2 separate regions of the Mus musculus genome follow, and region 1 is linked to region 2. The links are chromatin loops, found by intact Hi-C in ENCODE. Cell type or tissue: left cerebral cortex. All regions are shown on one strand. Each heading gives the region's core, and the rest is flanking DNA. Links, peaks and the distances in the headings are about the cores only. Region 1 overlaps Znrf3 (zinc and ring finger 3). Region 2 holds the start of Znrf3 (zinc and ring finger 3).

Evidence for each region. Hi-C counts contacts between places; a loop is a spot of excess contacts. Peaks named below come from ENCODE experiments on the same cell type or tissue, not always from the same donor. Only the 100,000 strongest peaks of a DNase experiment are listed, where the experiment ranks them.
Region 1: a loop joins it to region 2, with 2.0 times the contacts of the local background. A loop is called at or near these places in 1 of 42 quality-filtered maps.

The regions. Positions count from the first base shown.
Region 1 is chr11:5,318,548-5,326,547 of GRCm38, reverse strand. The region is part of intron 2 of Znrf3 (zinc and ring finger 3); the gene reads left to right. Among named protein-coding and RNA genes, the nearest start is that of Kremen1, 61 kb to the right of the region's middle. In left cerebral cortex, for the core only: a CTCF peak has its summit at 4,650; no DNase peak of the experiment used is centred there; H3K27ac peaks cover 688 bases.
Region 2 is chr11:5,439,952-5,450,626 of GRCm38, reverse strand. It overlaps Znrf3 (zinc and ring finger 3), which reads left to right and starts at 5,780. Exons shown (of 9, transcript NM_001080924.2): 1 at 5,780-6,239. The coding sequence starts at 5,949. In left cerebral cortex, for the core only: no CTCF peak of the experiment used is centred there; DNase peaks (open chromatin) are centred at 5,104, 5,593, 6,769 and 7,009; H3K4me3 peaks cover 2,906 bases; H3K27ac peaks cover 267 bases.

The DNA.
Region 1 (8,000 bases), core at 1-8,000, 120 kb after region 2:
TACCCATATTCTTAGCGAAAAATTGATCACACAAGGAACCTGTTGTCTTCATTCCTAGCTCCACCTGTGTGTGTGTGTGTCTGCCATATCACGTGTGTAGTGTCAGAGGACATTTTCTGGTGTCCTCTGTACTTTCCCTGTGAGCAATCTCTCAACTATTGATTTTTTTAAAATAAAAATTTGGATTACTATTTAAAGGCTAAAAGCTTTCAGCTTTATCTATTTGTGAACAACAGATTTATTTGTAAAAAATCAGATTTCTCTCTCCTTTTAAAAATTTATGTATGTATATGAGTGCTCTATTTGCATGCATGCCTGCATGACAGAATAGAACATGAGATCTGTTACTGGTGTCTGTGAGCCACCATATGGTTGCTGGGAATTGAACTCAGGTCCTCTGGAAGAGCAGCCAGTGCTTGTAACCACTGAGCCATGTCTCCACCCCTACCTCCCCCACTTCTTTTTTTAATGTCACTTGAAATCTCAGGTTTTGTTTGCTTGTTTTGTTTTTTAAAACTTCTTGGGTTTTGTGGGATTTTTTGTTTGTTTGTTTGTTTGTTTTTTAAGACAGGGTTTCTCTGTATAGCCCTGGCTGTCCTGGAAACAGGCTATCCTGGAACTCAGAAATCTGCCTGCCTCTGCCTCCCAAGTGCTGGGATTAAAGGCGTGCACCACCACGCCCGGCTGTGGGATTTTTTTTTTAAGATTTATTTTTATTGCCGGGCATGGTGGCGCACGCCTTTAATCCCAGCACTTGGGAGGCAGAGGCAGGTGGATTTCTGAGTTCCAGGACAGCCTGGTCTACAAAGTGAGTTCCAGGACAGCCAAGACTATACAGAGAAACCCTGTCTCAAAAACACCCAAAAAAAAAAAAAGTTTTTTTTTTATTGTATGTGTATAAGTGTATAAGTGTTGGCCTAAATGTCTGTGTGTACCACGTGAATGTTGAGTGCTCAAGGGAACCAGAAGAGGGCGTTGGCTCCGCTAGAGGTAGAGACAACAGGTAGCTACCATTCGTTAGTGACCTTTTAGGGTCATTACATAGTACTCCTCTCACTCACACTTGGCCACGTGAAGCTCTGGTTGGAGGAAGCCTGTCTATACCTGCTACTTTTCATTTGTTAATTTCAGGAGTCGTCTTTTTTACAGATTATTCTTCTTCTGACTCAGCATTTCCAATGGCTATGGGAGTGGTGGTCACTGGCTTCAACAGAGGTATCATCTAGATCTCCTAAGTGCAGGCTAAGGTCATGTCATGTCCTCAGACCAGAAAAGCTTTGGTTATATCCCCATACAGGCCACTAAATATGTTACCAAAAAATTTTAAGTTGTTTCTTCGTGGTTGTCAAATGATACTGAGGAAATCTGGGTTCTCATCTTAGAATTATTAGTCTCAATACTAAAAGAATTTAGCAATAGACTCAAATGGTAGTATGAGGACAATTTTAAATTTAAAAGAAAAACCCAAGGCAGGAAAGCTGTAAATTACAGCAGCCTCCTAAAGAAGAAGAAGAAAAAAATGCCATTTGAGCTAAGCCAGCATAGAGTTAGGCCACATGACTGACAAGCAGGATGGGGGATTTAGAGAATGAGTAATGAAACCCAAAGAATCAGAGGGGGAAAAATTGTCTCTGACATCCAAAGAGAAACAGAGATAAGAAGAAAAAGGAATGGTCAGACCTCTGAATCTGGTCTTAGAAAGGAAGGCAAACCTCATGGCAATCTTGGAACTCACTTTGTAGACCAGGCTGGCCTTGAACTCCAATCAGTGTGTCTGGATAGGACAAACTTTATTTCTGATTAAGAGAATGTGCTCAGAAAGGCAAATACAGAGACAGGAAATACATTGGTTTTTGGGTTGGTTGGTTTGGTTTTTCAAGACAGGATTTCTCTGTGTCCCTCTGGCTGACCTTGAACTCACTCTGTAGACCAGGCTGTCTGGGAATTCACAGAGAACCATCTACCTGCCTCTGCATTGGGTTTTTATTCTAACTTTGGTGATTGTGTCTTTTCCCCATTGGCTGGGTTCCAACCTCACAAGCTTATTCAATTGGTCAGTCTGAAAAGAATTGGCACAGCGGAAACGAAGGAGGAGGAAAGGGACCACCAAAGAGAAAAGGGTCACTGCTCCAGGCCATCACTTGTCTAGAATTGAGCTGTGGCCTTTGCATAAAGAAAGGCTTTTCAGGGTGGAGAGGATTAAAACATTTGCATGAAAGTCTTATTTGGTGGGGGAGATAAAAAAGATTTTAATTCTTTGTCCCAAACACAAGTTTTATAGTTGATAGAAACAATTCATTTGATTCTCCCTTCCTCCTCCTCTTCTTCCTCCTCCTCCCTCTCTCTCTCTCTCTCTCTCTCTCTCTCTCTCTCTCTCTCTCTCTCCCCCTCCCTCTCTCCCTCCCTCCCTCCCTCCCCCTCTCTTCCTTCTCCGAGACATGGTGCCTATTATGTAGCCTTGGTGATTGTGCATATGTGTGTGCTTGATATTTGATACATGCCACGATGGCACATATGTCAGAAAACAGTGCTTGCAAGTCAGTTTTCTCCTTCTACCCATGTTGGTACTGGGAATCAAGCTCATGTCCCTGGCTTTGCAGCAAGCACATTTACCCAGTGAGCCATCTAGCTCTCCCTGTTAATGTTTCTTTTAAGATTAAAAGTAGTTATTTTCAGTTGCATATCTTTGGTTATCATACAATATCACTAAACATTAAACTGGGAACATTTTTTTCCTATGTTCTAGTTTAATTTCCTTTTTTGTTAAATGTTTCTCTAAGTGAAGACACAATGAAACCATCCAACCGGACCACTCCATGGGTAGAAAGTTTTATTTGGGTTGGAGCTGCTACTTTCAAGAGGCAGATAGAAGAAACATGACGGAAAAACAAATGGATTTTATATGATAGTCAGCCAGTCAACAAAATGGAGGATTTTTGAACTGATACCAGCTGTTGGGACTGACCAAGAACTAGATGCCCTTCCCCTGGGTAGTTGACCTTTGAGGGCAGAATAAGGGAGGCTCCTAGTAAACAGAAACCCACCGTTAGGCTTCTGCTTGCCTAGTAGCAATCTTCCTGTTTACCAGTCAAAAGTGTTTCTGTTTAGGACACTGTCAACAGCACTGGCATGAGGGTGGGAGGCTGCTTTGGACCTAACGGTTTCCTTCTGGGCTATAACCCATTATTTTGCATGGGTAGTAATGTAGGTTTTAAAAAATAAAACTGTATAAGTACCCAAGTGTTGTTATTTGCAGTGGTGAAGCTGGAACCCAGTACTTTACACATCAGGTAGACTTCATATATGTATGTATGTATGTATGTATGTATGTATGTATGTATGTGTATGTATGTATGTACACATTTTAGCCACAGCTTCTCCTCCCAGTCACTTCACCTCCCCTCTTCACATACACCCTCATCCTCTGTTTCTCCAGGCTGTTTTGTAACTGGCCCTTTTAATCATCTTTTATTGTTGGATGTACAAAATTTCTGTGTGGCTCTTGTTATTTCTTCGGGTGCCTCTAATCTCAATATATCCTATCTTTAAATCACTTAAAACTTACCTTGTTATATAAATGTGTAGTATCAGAAATGGGTATACAACCTGGGTAAAAATTCTCACATTCTTTAAGTGATTTCCAGCCTTGTATGTGCCCCAGTCTTCAATATATATATTAAGACTCTTAGATAGCTTAGCAGCCTGAGACACTTGCCACCAAGACTACTGACCTTACTTCAAATCCCCAGAACCCACATGGTAGGGGAGAACTGACTTCTACAAGTTGTCCTTTGACCTCAACATGAGCATCCTGATACATGTGTATCCCCCCATTCACCCAGTAAATAAATGCAGTAAAAATAATAGTATGTTATAATATATATTACATTAAAATTCTGTATTTACTATCAAATCTGGATGTTATGCTACAGTGATTTTGTTGTTGTTGTTTTAAAGCATTCATTTTGGGGAATGGAGTGATAGTTCAGCAGCTAAGAGTATGTATTGCTTTTACTGAGGACATGGATTCTATCCCCAACCCCTCTTCTGAACTCTTAGGACCCCTGTACTCAGACATATACATATAATTTTTAAAACTGGAAAACTCAGAAAACTGTCAAAAAAGAAAAGAAGGCACTCAGTTCTAGTGCTAAGTGAACCATGCTTGTAAGTACATTTAAAATAGTTGATAAGTGGGTGCCTGGTTATGCTTGTTTGCCTAGAACAAGGAATCTTGATTAATCCCCATCTACCATCTAGTGTATCACATCTGTGCACCAGAGTGTCAGCATGGGAGTTTTCAGAACCTCTGTCTGCTGTTGTCATCATTTCTACATTTAATGCTTTGTTTTCCCCCCCCCCGGGGGTGGGGGGCTTATTTTGTTTAAAATATAGGATGTCACATAGGCCAGCCTGGCTTTAGAGAGTAACTGAGGGTAACCTTTGACATCTCATCTTCCTGCTTCTGCCTTCCAAATGCTGGTGTTATAGGCCTGCAGTCACCATGTCTGGCTTTACACTGTGACAGGCAGCTAAGTCCACAATATATTGTGCTGGTATTCAAGCATCTGAATAATATCCCTGGCTACCACACTCAAGTTTTATTCCTCTGTGCTGCAAGAGCAGCAGGTGCTCTTAACAACCCTAGCCACCTCCCCAGCTCCCCCTGTGGTCATTCCTGAATAATATTCCATTGTATAGGAATTATCAGTTGCTTCTATTTGTTATGAACATTGCTACTGTGAGCATTTTCAAGCAAGTTTTTTGTCAGGTTTGGTTTGGTGTTTTGTTTTTCGAGATAGGGCTTTTCTCTATTAGCCCTGATTGTCCTGAAGTCACTCTGTAGACCAGGCTGGCCTGCCTCTATCTCCCGAGTGCTAAGATTAAAGACATATTCCACCACCCTAGTTTTTGTACAAGTTTTTACGCACACAAGTTGGTTTTCATATTTTTTAGGAACTGCTAAACTTTTAAAATGGCAGTACCTGGGACTTACTTAGAGTGCAAAAGTACTTAGGTTTAATCCCCAGTAATACAAAGAAGTCAGGATATATAAACAGTCCTCACCACTGGTGAGGGGGGGTGTGTGTGTGTGTGTGTGTGTGTGTGTGTGTGTGTGTGTACTTCACTGCTCTTCCATTCTTTCTAGTAAAGGTTCTGAGTTATCTGCACCCTCACTGACTTCCTGACTTTGGTCATTGCCATCCTGCTGTGGATTTTGATTTGCTTTTTTTTTTCAGTGGTTTGCTATGTTGAGCATCTTTTCGTATGCTAACTAGTAATTTGTTTTGTTTGTGTGGTGCTGCTGGTGGTGGTGGTGGTGGTGGTGGTGGTGGTGGTGGTGGTGGTGGTGGTGTTTGAGACAGGGTCTCACAATATACTTCTGGCTGGCCTAGAATTAACTATGTTGACCAAGCTGATCTTGAACTCACAGAAATCTACTTGCTTCTGCCTCTGGAGTGCTAGGAATTACAAGTGTGTGTTAGGATCATTAGCAAATACTTCTTCCTACTCCATGGGTTTTTTTGTTTTTTGTTTTTTGTTTTTGTTTTTTTGCCATGTCACCTTTTGATGAAGTCCTTTGCAATACAAAACTATTTCATTTTGATAAAATCTAAGTCACTACTTCTTTGGTTGTTTATACTTTTTCGATGAGATCTGCTAGTTATTTCTGTGGTATTTTATTATAGACATATATTTGAGGGTCTTCTGGAATTCCTACAGTTTCTTTCCTCCCTCCTAAAGCTTTTAAATTAATAGAGAAGCCAATAAGCATTGATCTGCCTGTATCACTAGTCCCTGTTCTAATTTGCTATTTAGGATCCCTTGATTCAACCTGGACTATTTAACCACAGTAGTGGGAGGGTGGCAGGTCTGTAGACATGCAGTGGTCAGGTCCCTTCAGTTCTTAGTAACAGAATAGCTAGGTTGTAAATATAGAAAGGTGAAAGAGGCACCATCCAGGAGCCTCATTTTTAGGTTCATGATAGTACTGGAAAATACTTCCAAGAATCCCAGAAAGTCTTCATGACTGTGGATGTTCCTGCTGGCCAACCTTCGGACCTTATTTCCATGGACTTAAAAGTACGTTCTATCATTTGTAATAAGGATAAACAGGACTGCCTACCTAAATAAAGGTAACAGAAGTGCTGCCAAAAAAAGGATGTTGGCTACTGACAGCTGTCAGTAAGCCTCCCACAGCTGCTGTGCTTTTAGTGCTTTTGAAAAGAGAACAGCTCAAAAAAGTTCTATTTAGAATGTTCAAGATCTCTTAAGGTTTGCTGATGAACAGCAGAGTGTAGATTATTTCCCTAACTGATGCCCAGGCTCTTCTAAGGAGGGTTTGGGGCCTGAGAGCTAAAAGGGTAAGTAGGGTCATTAGTTGGGATTCTGGAGAGCCTGAGATGAGTACCAACAGGTAGTGCGGAGACCTTTTCATTGAGATCAACCCATGTCAATTAAATGGCCTCATTGAGAACCAGCCTATATGGAAGTAGGCCACTCAGCCTTGGCAAATGGGCTCATAGACAGACACACATGACAAAGAGAAATGGGCACACATAGTTTCTCACCCACTAGACCTGTTTTCCTAAGTTCTTTTTTAAAAACTTCAGAAGACTACACACCCTCTCCCCAGTTTTATTTTATTTTTCAGCTGATTGGGCTCTTTCCTATCATCTGAAATTAATCTAAAGTAAGTTCAGCCTCTGTGGTTGCAGTGTCCCTTTCTGCCTGGTCCATGGTCCCCAATCTGGTGTTACAAGGCAGTCAACTTTGGTAGAATAGTTAATGTAGTAGTAATATTAATAACAACAACAATAATATTAATAATGCAGTTGACTGCCACACAGACTTTTACTTGGCATAGAAACTGACTCTCTCCTAAAAGCCAAATAAAATCCATTTGATTTGCAAAAGGCTCACCTGTAAAATCTGCTGGTTATTTATGTAGCCCTGGAAACCACCAACCACCCCAATCCACAGCTACACACAGAAGAGTCCAGGTTACCTACCAACCTCTTAAGTGACTGAATGATGCTCAATGACACCTCTTACCAGCCTTCCTTTCTTCCTGCCTCCTTCATGATATTGTTATTTTTGCTTAGATTGGACTGTCTTTCACGAGTTAGAAAAAAATAAGAAAATTGCCTGTTTTCTGCAATCCAGGTGTGTTTCAGAGATTCAGAGTTAAGAAGTCAAGTAAATATTTTGGCAGCCCAACAAAGGTAAGAAAGGGAGAATGTACCTAACTGGCTTCTCAAATTGCAGGCCTGTCCAAACACTGCCTTTCTCTAGAGAAGTTGGTCTAATGAAGTCAGCCCTGCTCACCCAGCAGCCGGGTCAGTGGCTAAAGTGGACTTGTGCCTTTTTCTGGCGCCTTCCCTGGTTTGGTGCTGAGCCAGATTTGATTTTGATTCCCTCTAGTACAAGACAGAGATACTCTATCTGTAAGCCAGGATCTTTCCTCCTTAACACACTCTAATCACATTGTTTTCTCATCTTGCTGGGGGCAAAAAGAAAAGCCACCCTATTTTCTCTCCCTCTTTTAAGTTGGAACCCTGACAAAATTAAGCCCAAAACGTCACAAAGACTCTCAGATAACATGGAGACTTCAGTGTAACTTCATCCCAGGAAGAGGCAGACAGCTGTGAAAGGGAATCCAGAAGTACCATGTACAGGGCTGCTGGTCTCTAGGGCTTCAAAGATCAGGGCACCAGAGCACACCCCAGGTGCCAATCTAGGTGACTACCCCTTCCCCCAATGTCTTCACTTAAGAACAACCATTCATCCCAGAAGTAGGGAGTTATGGCCTGCTAGTCCTGTCTTGCTATGCTTTGTGACTGTTCTAAGGAAAAGACAGACATGAAAGCTGTCTCTTTCTCACCCTCCCCCAGTGGCTTCCATTGGATCACCTTGGCAGGGGCCTCATCCCAAGGGAGGAGGGGGTGGAGTGCGCTGTGGTGATGGTTCCTTTGATCACTTCTTGCTAGATCCCGGCC
Region 2 (10,675 bases), core at 2,676-10,675:
AGGATAAGATTCAAAGTCTTAAAACCATTTTGTAAAATAGTTAATGTATACTTATATTTTATGAAAATCTTTTATTGACTTCTTTGTCTGTCTCATATAGTAATAAACGTTTTCAGAAGTAAAGAAAGCAAAAGAAAAAAGATGGCAGGAAGGTAGTTGGATCCAGGGACTGGCTAATATAACTATAAATTTCATCTTTATTTTTAAACTATTAAAAAACAAACAAACAGTCCAGGTAGTCCTGTGTGCCTGGCTTCTCCCAATGGTGACATCTTCTTCCATAACTATAGGCCCACCCATTTGTCTTCTGGTGGCATGGCTTCATGCAAGCACCTTATTGCTATTCAATAACGTTTATTGAATGGATCAGTTTGAATATAGGAAAAGGAATGCTGTCCTTTGTTGATTTAGTGGATTCTCCATTTATTTTTATTCTCTCTGGAAGGTAATAAATATATCCACAGAGAACAAAATTCAAACAAGTTGTAGTTATTCAGGGAAAACCAGTCATTTATTTATGCTTAAAGGTTTCCTGGGTCTGGAGAGATAGCTTAGTGGCTACGAGAATACTACACTTGCAGAGGATCCAAGTTCTGCTCCCAGTAACGGCGTCTGGTAAGGTACAACTGCCTGTACATGTAGCTGCAGACAACCAACCTCCTCCTGCTTCCCAGGGCACGGGGCACAGATACACAACACAGACTCACACATGTGGCATAGATACACGGACTCACACATGGACACTTAATGAAAAAGAATACATCTTGGTCTGGAGAGATGGCTCAGTGGTTAAGAGCACTGACTGCTCTTCCAGAGGTCCTGAGTTTAATTTCCAGCAATCACGTGGTGGTGCACAAACATCTTTAATGGGATCCAATGCCCTCTTCTGGTGTGTCTGAAGACAGCTACAGTGTACTTACATATATAAAATAAATAAATAAATAAATAAATAAATAAATAAATCTTTTTTTAAAAATACATCTTTAAAAAAAGATCTATAACTTTATATGTATAAGTTTTTTGCCTACATGTATGTGTGATGCCCAAGGCAAGAAGGTGTTGGATCCCTGGAAGATGGAGTTAGGGGTAGTTCTGAGCCCACGGTATAGGCACTAGGAACTGTACCTGGAGTCTTTGCAAGAGTAACAACTGCTCTTAACTGGTGAACCAACTCTCTAATCCCCATTTATGTCTTAATACCACCTTCATGAAAACTTCCACATATCTGTTTTCCCCCATCCAGGTGCTTTTTGGTTACAGCATCTTTTATTTTCACTCAGCAGTATATTTTGCAATAAAATCATAGTCTATACATATATTTATTACACACACAAGGATGTGTACATATGCATACTTTTTCCTCACCTATCAGTGTATTTGAACTCCTTCTGTACAAGTTCATAGAATTTCTTTAACATTTTGAGTTAGAATACCAAGTGATGAGTTTTGTGGTGTAATTTTATACCTATGTGTCATTGTCCCCTGTTTTTCCTCCTCACCCTCTGCCCTGTCCCAAACGTCTCATTTGAAATAGCCGTTTCATCTGTACCCTGCTAGAGTGAGTGGATGCATTGTCTGTGACGGATGGACACATGAAACGGTTCCAACAGCTCGATGATGCTTCACAGCCAGGGTGGTTTATGGGATATACCATGGATGATGACCACGGTCATGTTTGTTCATGCTTACCATTTGATCCAACTTGTAGACTCCATCCATAGCCTTAGTTCACAAGACCTTTCCTTTTCCTTTCCTTTTTTTTAAAAGATTTATTCTATTTATGTGTATATGTGTGTATGTGGGTATGTTTATGCACACATGTGCACATATCTATGGAGACCAGAAGAGGCCATTAGATTCCCTGGAACTAGAGTTGTAGGTGCTTGTGCAGCACCCAGTGTGGGTTCTGCACACTGAATTCTTATCCTCTGCAAGAGCATCAAGTGCTATTAACCATCGAGCCAAGGATCGTAGGAATTCCCCCCAGTTCTGGAGATAGAACACAGGGCCTCCCCGCATGTGTATGGAGCACTAGTGCTCCCACTAAGCTACATCCCCAAGTGGCTCAAGTTACTTTCTATCTCCCTTTTCTGCCTGCCAGACTTTGGGGAAACTTGGTAAATACCTCAGTTTCTAAGTAACATTGTCTCTTGAGAGGCAGATCATGCTGTTTCTATGTTACTAGCCTGTGTCTTATTGATTGTATCTTGAAGCAGAGTTTGAACAATTAAATCCAATCAGGTATAGTATCACACACCTGCAATCCCAGTACTTGGAAAGCTGGTGGGGCAGGAAGATTGCTGGGAGGTAAGAGACCAGCTTGGGTTACACAGAGAGACCCTATTTGAGAAAACCAAATAGAAATAAAAATTATCTGTCTGTCTATCTGTCTATTTACTTGTATATGCATGGAAGTCATGTGTGAAATTCAAAGGATAACGTGTGGGAGTTGGTTCTTTTTCTCCAGCGTGTGGGTTCTAGGGAATGAACTCAGGTCAGCTGCCTTGGCAGCAAGCACCTCCTACCCCCAGCACCATCTTACTGGACCCAAACTAGGTTATTTTCTGACCCTTGTGTGCATTGTCATTGCTACTGAAGTTCTTAAGAGAAATATTGTTGCCGTTCTTCATTCTCAGAATTTATTTTGGTCCCATGAAGCCCAGTGCTCCTAGGCAGGTAATGCAAAGCTACCTTAACTGTCTGAAGGAGGAGAGGGGTGTGTGGTGATGAGCTCAGTAAGTCATGTAACCAATATTTATTAGGTGCCTATTCTGGACCACACAGCTTCAATCTAGGCAAGACCAAGGTCCTTGCCATTATAGCAAAGTGTGTTTAATGAGATCACTGAGCTGAATTTTTAAACAAGATTTCATTAAATGTGTCTAATGGGTGTTTTGCCTGCATATCTGTGCAACACACGAGTGCAGTGTCCTTAGAGCCAGAAGAGAGTGTTGGATTTCCCTGTAGAGGGCTGTGAGTTGTTATGTAGGTGCTGGGAACCAAACTTGGGTCCTCTGCAAGAGCAACAAGTGCTCTTTACCACTGAGCCTTTTGAAAATTCTGTCTCTGTCTCTGTCCCTCTCTGTCCCTCTGTCCCCCACCCTTCTCTTTCTCTGTAAATGTATGCCGTATGTGAACAGAAGAGAGGGTCAGATCCCATAAAGCTGGAGTCATAGGTGGTTGTGAGCTGGGGGCTGAGATATGACCTTGGATCCTCTCTTGACCCAAGGCTTCATTTTTGTTTGAGAAAAGGTCTTACTATGTAACTTTGCCTGGCCTGAGACACCTACGGAGACAAGGCTGGTCTTGAACTCATGGGTCCACCTGCCTCTACCTGCCCAGTGCTAGGATTAAAGCGAGCTCCACTACGTCAAGTACGAAAAGGCTTCAATTTTTAACAGCTGTATTGAGACGTCATCTATACACTGTAAAATCCATCTTTAGAAAATGTACAATTTGCCAGGCAGTGGTGGTGTACACCTTTAATCCCAGCACTTGGGAGGCAGAGGCAGGCAGATTTCTGGGTTCGAGGCTAGCCTGGTCTATAAAGTGAGTTCCAGGACAGCCAGGGCTATACAGAGAAACCCTGTCTCAGGGGGAAAAAAAAAAAAGAAAGGAAGGAAGAAAGAAAGAAAGAAAATGTACAATTTGGTGGTGGATTTCATGTATTTACAAAGAATATACTCATCACCATTTAATTACAGAATATTTTCGTTCCCCTTAAGGGAAATCCATTAATAGTCATACTACCCAATCCTCCTTCCAGTTCAGTATCTGGTGATCACTAACCTTTCCATTTTTCTATATTCTTGGCATTTCATACAAATGGAAAGGCTATATGCTTCACTGAGTATATTTTTGTCGCATTCATTCAATATTCAGTATTTTATTTGTCTTTGATTTTGTTATTTAAAATGCAATTGAAGATTGAAACTTTTTTTAATATATTTTTTCTAGATTTATTTATTATTATATCTAAGTACACTGTAGCTGTCTTCACATGCATCAGAAGATGGCATTAAATCTCATTACGGGTGGTTGTGAGCCACCATGTGGTTGCTGGAATTTGAACTTCGGACCTTTGGAAGAGCAGTCGGGTGCTCTTACCCACTGAGCCATCTCACCAGCCCCGATTGAAACTCTACCATGTTAAAAATTCGATTTTATTGTATGGATAGACCATATTTGCATATTCATTCACCAGTTCATGACTTCATACTTCTAAGGATTGCAACGCTAGCTATGCATGGCTATAATAATTGCTTTCCCCTTAAAGACTGGACTGTGCCAGGTGTGGTGGCACACGCCTTTAATCCCAGCACTCGGGAGGCAGAGGCAGGCAGATTTCTGAGTTAGAGGCCAGCCTGGTCTACAAAGTGAGATCTAGGACAGCCAGGGCTACACAGAGAAACCCTGTCTCGAAAAGACAAACAAACAAAAAAAAAACAAAACAAAACAAAAAAAAAGACTGGACTGTGCCTTAGTGGGTAAAGTCACAATCCTTGGAAATGACAGTGCTCCCGAGCAGTCAGTACTGATTAAGCTTGGCTTGGGGGAAACTAATGACTCTAGCTTTGTCAGTTACCTTCTGTGCCAAAGCTTTGGGTGGTCCAAACACAGTAACACAGTTCTGTGAATTTCTTTTCAATTGTATTTTCTATTCAACACATTGGCAAAACATTCCTTTTCAGTTTAAACTGTAACCTCGATGCGCTGATTACTCAAGGAAACACTCAATGACTTTTCTTTTTGTCTTAATATTTTGGGTGTGGTAGCAAGTAGAAGCAGATCACCCTAACCAAATATTTGCAAATATTTAAACAAAGCCATTCAGGTCAGGGAGGGAAGACGACTGAGGAAGTAGAAATTGAATGTGGCTTTTAAAGGAGGATTGTGAGTCTCATAGATTTGCTGAGAAAGGAAAAATCCTGTTCCAAAAAGGGGAAGAGAATTAAAAGTTTATCTTCTGGGTGACTGGGGACGTCTGGGTTCGGAGCACGTGTCTTTGGTATGTTTGGCAACCAGAAGTCTGTGCATTAAGCGTGTTGACTCTTCCGCCCTTCTGCACATGGTGAGATTTGAAGGGAGTGTTGGAGACGGTCTCCAGGGCTGCGGAAAGATGAACTCCATTAGAATCTAGATAACTTCTTCAAGTTCTCCGCCACCTGTCCTCACTCCTTTAGTTGAGGGTAACTGTCTATGTGACACCCACGTAAGAACTGGACGTGTCCCGGCGGGTTGCAAACTGCCACTGACCGCCCGGGGCCTTTCGCGGTCCCTGGAGGTGGTAGGGCGCGAGCACCGAGTGCGGGTGGCCAGCAGTGCCGGAGCTGCGGATGAAGCATCCTTGGACGGAAGGACGAGGCCTTTGACGCCCCAATGACTCTAATTGCGGCACCAAAGCAGGGTGCGCCGAGGGGGCGAAACCGCCCGGGAACAGGTTGAGGATCTTACTCTCCCCGTACTCCAGCAACTGCCAAGAGAAATGTCTGCCGCGGAGGGCGGAGTACAGACCAGGGGGCGTGGCTAAGAGGAAGGGGCGTGACCGAAAAAGACTACCTGGGCGGAGCAAGGGTGGAGGGGCGTGGCTAAGAACGGAGTCGGGGCGGGACTCAGTCGATTGGGCGGGGCGGGCGAGGCCTCTGGGCCCCGCCTCTCGCCGCAGGCGCGCCCGCCCCGCCTACCCGCTCCCCTCGGAGGTGGCCGCGGCCGAGCGCGGGGAGGGAGGGGAGAGCGGGTCACGACGCTGCGGGGGCGGGGATAACCCCTCACGTGGAGCAGATGAAAGGGCCGCGGCGCGACGGCCGGGGGAGCGGAGCAGAGCCTGCGACCCACAAAGCCGCCGCCGCCGCGATGGTGCTGTGAGGCGACCGCCCGCGCTCGGTCCTCCGCCGGCCCGCGACTATGCCCGGCCGCGCCCGCCCTCCGCGCCCTCCCGCCGCAGGACCATGAGGCCACGCTCGGGCGGGCGCCCAGGGGCCCCGGGCCGCCGCCGCCGCCGCCTCCGCCGCGGCCCCCGCGGTCGTCGCCTGCCGCCGCCGCCGCCGCTGCCGCTGCTTCTCGGGCTGCTGCTGGCGGCCGCGGGGCCCGGCGCGGCGCGGGCCAAGGAGACGGCGTTCGTGGAGGTGGTGCTGTTCGAGTCGAGCCCGAGCGGCGACTATACCACCCACACCACCGGCCTCACGGGCCGCTTCTCGCGGGCCGGGGCCATGCTCAGCGCCGAGGGCGAGATCGTGCAGGTAGCCACCCGGGCCCCGCGCTCCGCCGCCACAAGATGGCTCCGGGGGCTGCGCCCGCCGACCCCGCCGCGGGCTAGCGGGCGGGCGGGCGGGGGGGAGGCGCGGAGCCCGGCGGCATCCCTCCCAGGCGGGCGGGACGGGGCCTCCGGGGCACGGCGGCTGAGGCGAGCGCACGTGGGGGCTCGGCCTCCGGTGGGTGCACCGCGCCGGGGTGGGGGTGGGGACGCTGAGCTGGGCATGGGCGCCTGGGCGGCACTCTTGAGTTGGCGGGACGTTTTTCTCCCTCAGGTGAAAGTCCCGGGAACTACCTGTTGAATGCCAACTTTGCAAAGGCGAGACAAGTTGAAGGATGGAGCGACTTCTTAGAGGTCGCAGGCTTTGCTTTTCCATCCACGTTTGCTCCGTTTTCGGAGCGACCCAGTTGCCGGGGTGCACATCTTCAGGTTATTTTTGCTGAAATCTACTGGCAGCCTTACCTAGACACCAACCCTCTGGCAGGGCTCTGGACGGGCAGCAGCAGGAAGGGAGCAGGCGGAGCTGGCTGAGGAGTGGGAATTGGCAGAGCACTGTCGTGGCCGTGCCTCAGATTACAGGGGATGAGAAAGACCGCAGGCTCGCCCCTGGGTCAAGGACTAATACCGAAGAGGCCTGCAAACCCGAGCCAGGGTCTCTCACTGACAGGGCCTCCACCTTGCTCCAAATGAAAGAGGGCTGCGTCCCAAAGGAGGCTGGCTAGGGAGAGCTTTGAGCTGTCCCCAGTCTTTGAGGAGGGACTCTCAGTCGAAGCCTCAGCGGATGGATAGCTGCATAGATTTCCCGCTCCCTCGACGATGGTTTTTATCCACTACCATGTTCCAGGGCAGCGCACTTATGGTTGTTAGGCGCACCTCTGGTAGGAGTGATCTGATACGGTTGGCTCGTCTTTGAATCTTTTGGAACTTTAGAGGCCTATAGTTTGGATCTCCGGTGCTTTGCTCTTGGGTGAATTATGAAGAGAAAAGGGACTGTGTGGGATGACTTCAGAGCAGCTCCGAGTGTAGACAGGAGGGTGAAGCTGCACGCAGAGCTTTGAGTTGATGGGACACGGGCCAATACGGTGTAGCTCCTTAAAGGTGTGTGTCTTTCCAAAGCTGGAGGAGGACCCTATGGCTGTGATTAGAAAGCATTGTTTTGTGGTGCTCTTATTCTTATCTATAGAAAGCGAAATACATGTTTGACCAATTTCTGTGACTACAGATGTTGCTAACGGTGCTGTTCTCCCCCCCCCCATGTTATTGTTACTGTCATTAATATACAAGCTTTAGAGAGGATGCTTGGCTGAAGATACCTAAACAACTCTATTGCAGGCTTTAAGAAGAGTTTGAATTTTAAGTCTTGCTTCTTGTGAGTCCTTGTCGTTCTTTGAGGCTTTCCCTGTGCCCTGATGGCTTTAGAAATGTTTGATTTACAGCCTTGAGGGTGGGGGTTGCAGCTGAGGGGAGTATGTTTTAACGTGGCACTTCACTTTTTGAAGGAGACTTTTGAAGTTTGAGATTTTTATCTGCAGTGTTTAAACTTGAGCCATTCTCTGTGGTAGTTTGTCTGGGGAGCTATTCATTATGCATAATGCTGTGCTTTGCAGATATTCTTGGGTTCACTATTTAATACAAAATTAGCAGTTTAAACACACCATTTGTAACTATTTTATCCTGACAAGTAGAGAGATAATGTGTGAGTTTGGCAGGACTCTGTTCTCTTGAGAAGTTTTTGAAGTGCTTATCTAATTCTTTTGTAGTCTACTAGACTCGCACCTCCCTTTCAAATTAAGTCAACAGTCACTAAGGGGAGAAAAATGACTTAAATGGTATTTAATAAGTTTACCTGTTAAGCAATCACTAATGATGTCCTTAATTCCTTTATAACTGCAGTGATATTGGTGGGCTTATCTGAACTCCCTGAAGAGATAGTTTGTCATTGGTACACTCCATAGCTTTAATAACTTTGTTGTGGTCATCCATGTGTCCAGACAAGCACAGTGTGGCTTTCAGAGCTGTGTGTGTACACACAGACCGGCATGCTTTTATTTGTTCTGTGAATACTGCCAGACTAAAGGAACTCTTGTAGCTCCTGCCTACCAGCTCTGGAATAAGTTTTGTAAGGAAAGCCAATGTTTTAGGATTGCTGAGAGGGAATATAATGAGAGCATGTGTAATAAAAGTGTAGAAGAAACAAAGCCAGTCTTTAATTTCAGATTAATCATGTTTTCTAAGTACTCATTGAACTTTTAAAAACCACCTTTTGTTTTATCACCTGAAAAACTTCATGTTTTGCCCTTTAATGAACGTTTTATGGTCTTCTGTTTATTTTCTGATAACTAGAACTAAATAGTAGTATGTAGGTAACATTGCTTTTATTCTCAGTGTGATTCTATAGCAATATTGTTCTTAATTGGGAAGAGAGGAAAAAAGCTGTTTGAATGTTTCACTTTAAAAATTATAAGAAATATTTTGTAGTACTGACTTTTTTTCCTGTTACTTGCCAATGAATGTGTGTGTGTGTGTGTGTGTGTGTGTGTGTGTGTGTGTGTATGTACACACACACACAATAGATTACTTATCATAGTCTGGTCAGCCCAAGGACCTGTTGAGTATTTATCATGGGTTAGGGTAGGAGGAAGCCTGGCTGTGTGTGCTTGTTGAGGAGTGGGATTAGTAGTTCAGACTTTGGGATGTGTGTATTGTAGGTGTAAATTAATTATCCCAAGGTCATTAGTTTAGTCTGTATGAAGACAGGGTTGTTTGTGTGTGTTTGATTTTTTTTCTTCTTTTCTATTTTGATATTTCCAGTTGTGAAAATTGTGAATAGACTATTTAGATGTGAAATTAGTTGCTTTTATTATCACGCAGCAGCATTAGCCTGTTTGCATCTAAGCAGGTCAGGCATATAGCTAAGCACTAGAAGAATTACCCTTTTACTGTACTTTTGAAGTGTGGACCTCTAAAGAACTTTCAGACATACTGGTACATATTTCATCTTTAAACCAACGTGTTGATGTTAATGAAATTATTATCTGAAACTTTTAAACTTGTCTGCACACATGGTTGGTGTTGTTAAATAAGGGGCCTGATTAAACACTGGCTAGTGGTGTGTAAATTGGCTAAACCAACAAGAAAATTTGCATGGCTAGAAATGAAAGCTTGTTTTAAAGTGGAAATGCCTATTTCTCCCATTGAAGTCAAATAGTTAGAAACATCAAGAAATTCATTTGTACAAGGAGTGAGAATGATGGGTTCTGTCCAACTTTAAAATCAGTTATTCTGGATCCCAGGTTAAACGTTTGATGAACTTGAGGCTGTGAACATGAACTAAGGAAGTTCTTTTAGCTGTTAAAGAGTGAAAGGAGAGCTGTGTGGTGATTAGATAGGCTGGGTAACTAAAGGTATCACAGGGAATAATTGTAGGAGGCTAATTCCTCTGCCTTGTTTCCCTGTCAGTGTGTTTTTACAGTTCAGCATTTGATCAAGCACTTTCTTTTCATCTCCATTTGAAGTTAACTTAATAGGCCTGCCTCCAAAAATTGACTTGGCCTAATAGAACAATTGCACGCTGACAGCTGACTTGGATTTACACAGAAAGGGCCTGCCGACCGTCTTGTCAGATGGTCCTTTATAGGTTAAAAGCAAGCATTTCATTGTTGGGGGGTGAGGGGGAGGTTGGTAAATTCCTAGGATCTCTTCTCTGGTTTTATACCCTGAGATCTCATGTGAATTACCAGTAATTCTGACTGGGGATAAGAAGCAGCCATGACTCCATTTTGTGTGTGTGTGTGTGTGTGTGTGTGTGTGTGTGTGTGTGGTGTGTGTGTGTGTGTGTGTGTGGTGTGTGTGTGTGTGTGTGTGTGTGTGTGTGTGTGTGTATATACAGGGGACTGTGCCAAGCACATTAAGCTTGTTCATTTAGTCCTTAACATTAATACAGATTTAGATACTATTGTTTATTCAGTTTTACAGAGGAAGAGACTGAGGCTGAGAGAAAGTTTGTTTCTCTAACCTGACAGCAAATGGTAAAACCTGAATTGAAACCATGGTCTGTCCTTATTCTTGTCAAATAAGTAGAACTGAATTTGTTTGGATTTGACATTTAATTCAAATCTAATTTCTCATAATTTGTATTGAAGTTCTTGAAGGCCTGTGCCAACCCCTCCCACCCCCCCATGAAATTATTCACACATTCTTGTGAATGGGTGTGTTCACTTTCCTGATAGTTTCCCAAGAGGAAAAGAAGTTTCCACCTAGTACTTGTCTTTGACTGGTCCAGCACTAAGAATTTAAGTAGAAGGCCCAGAAGATAACTCAATGGATTAAGGTGCTTGCTGTCAAGGGGACTAAATTTGATCCTTGACATCCATATTGTAGAAGAGAACCAACTCCTGACAGTTGTCTTGTGACCTCTGCCTA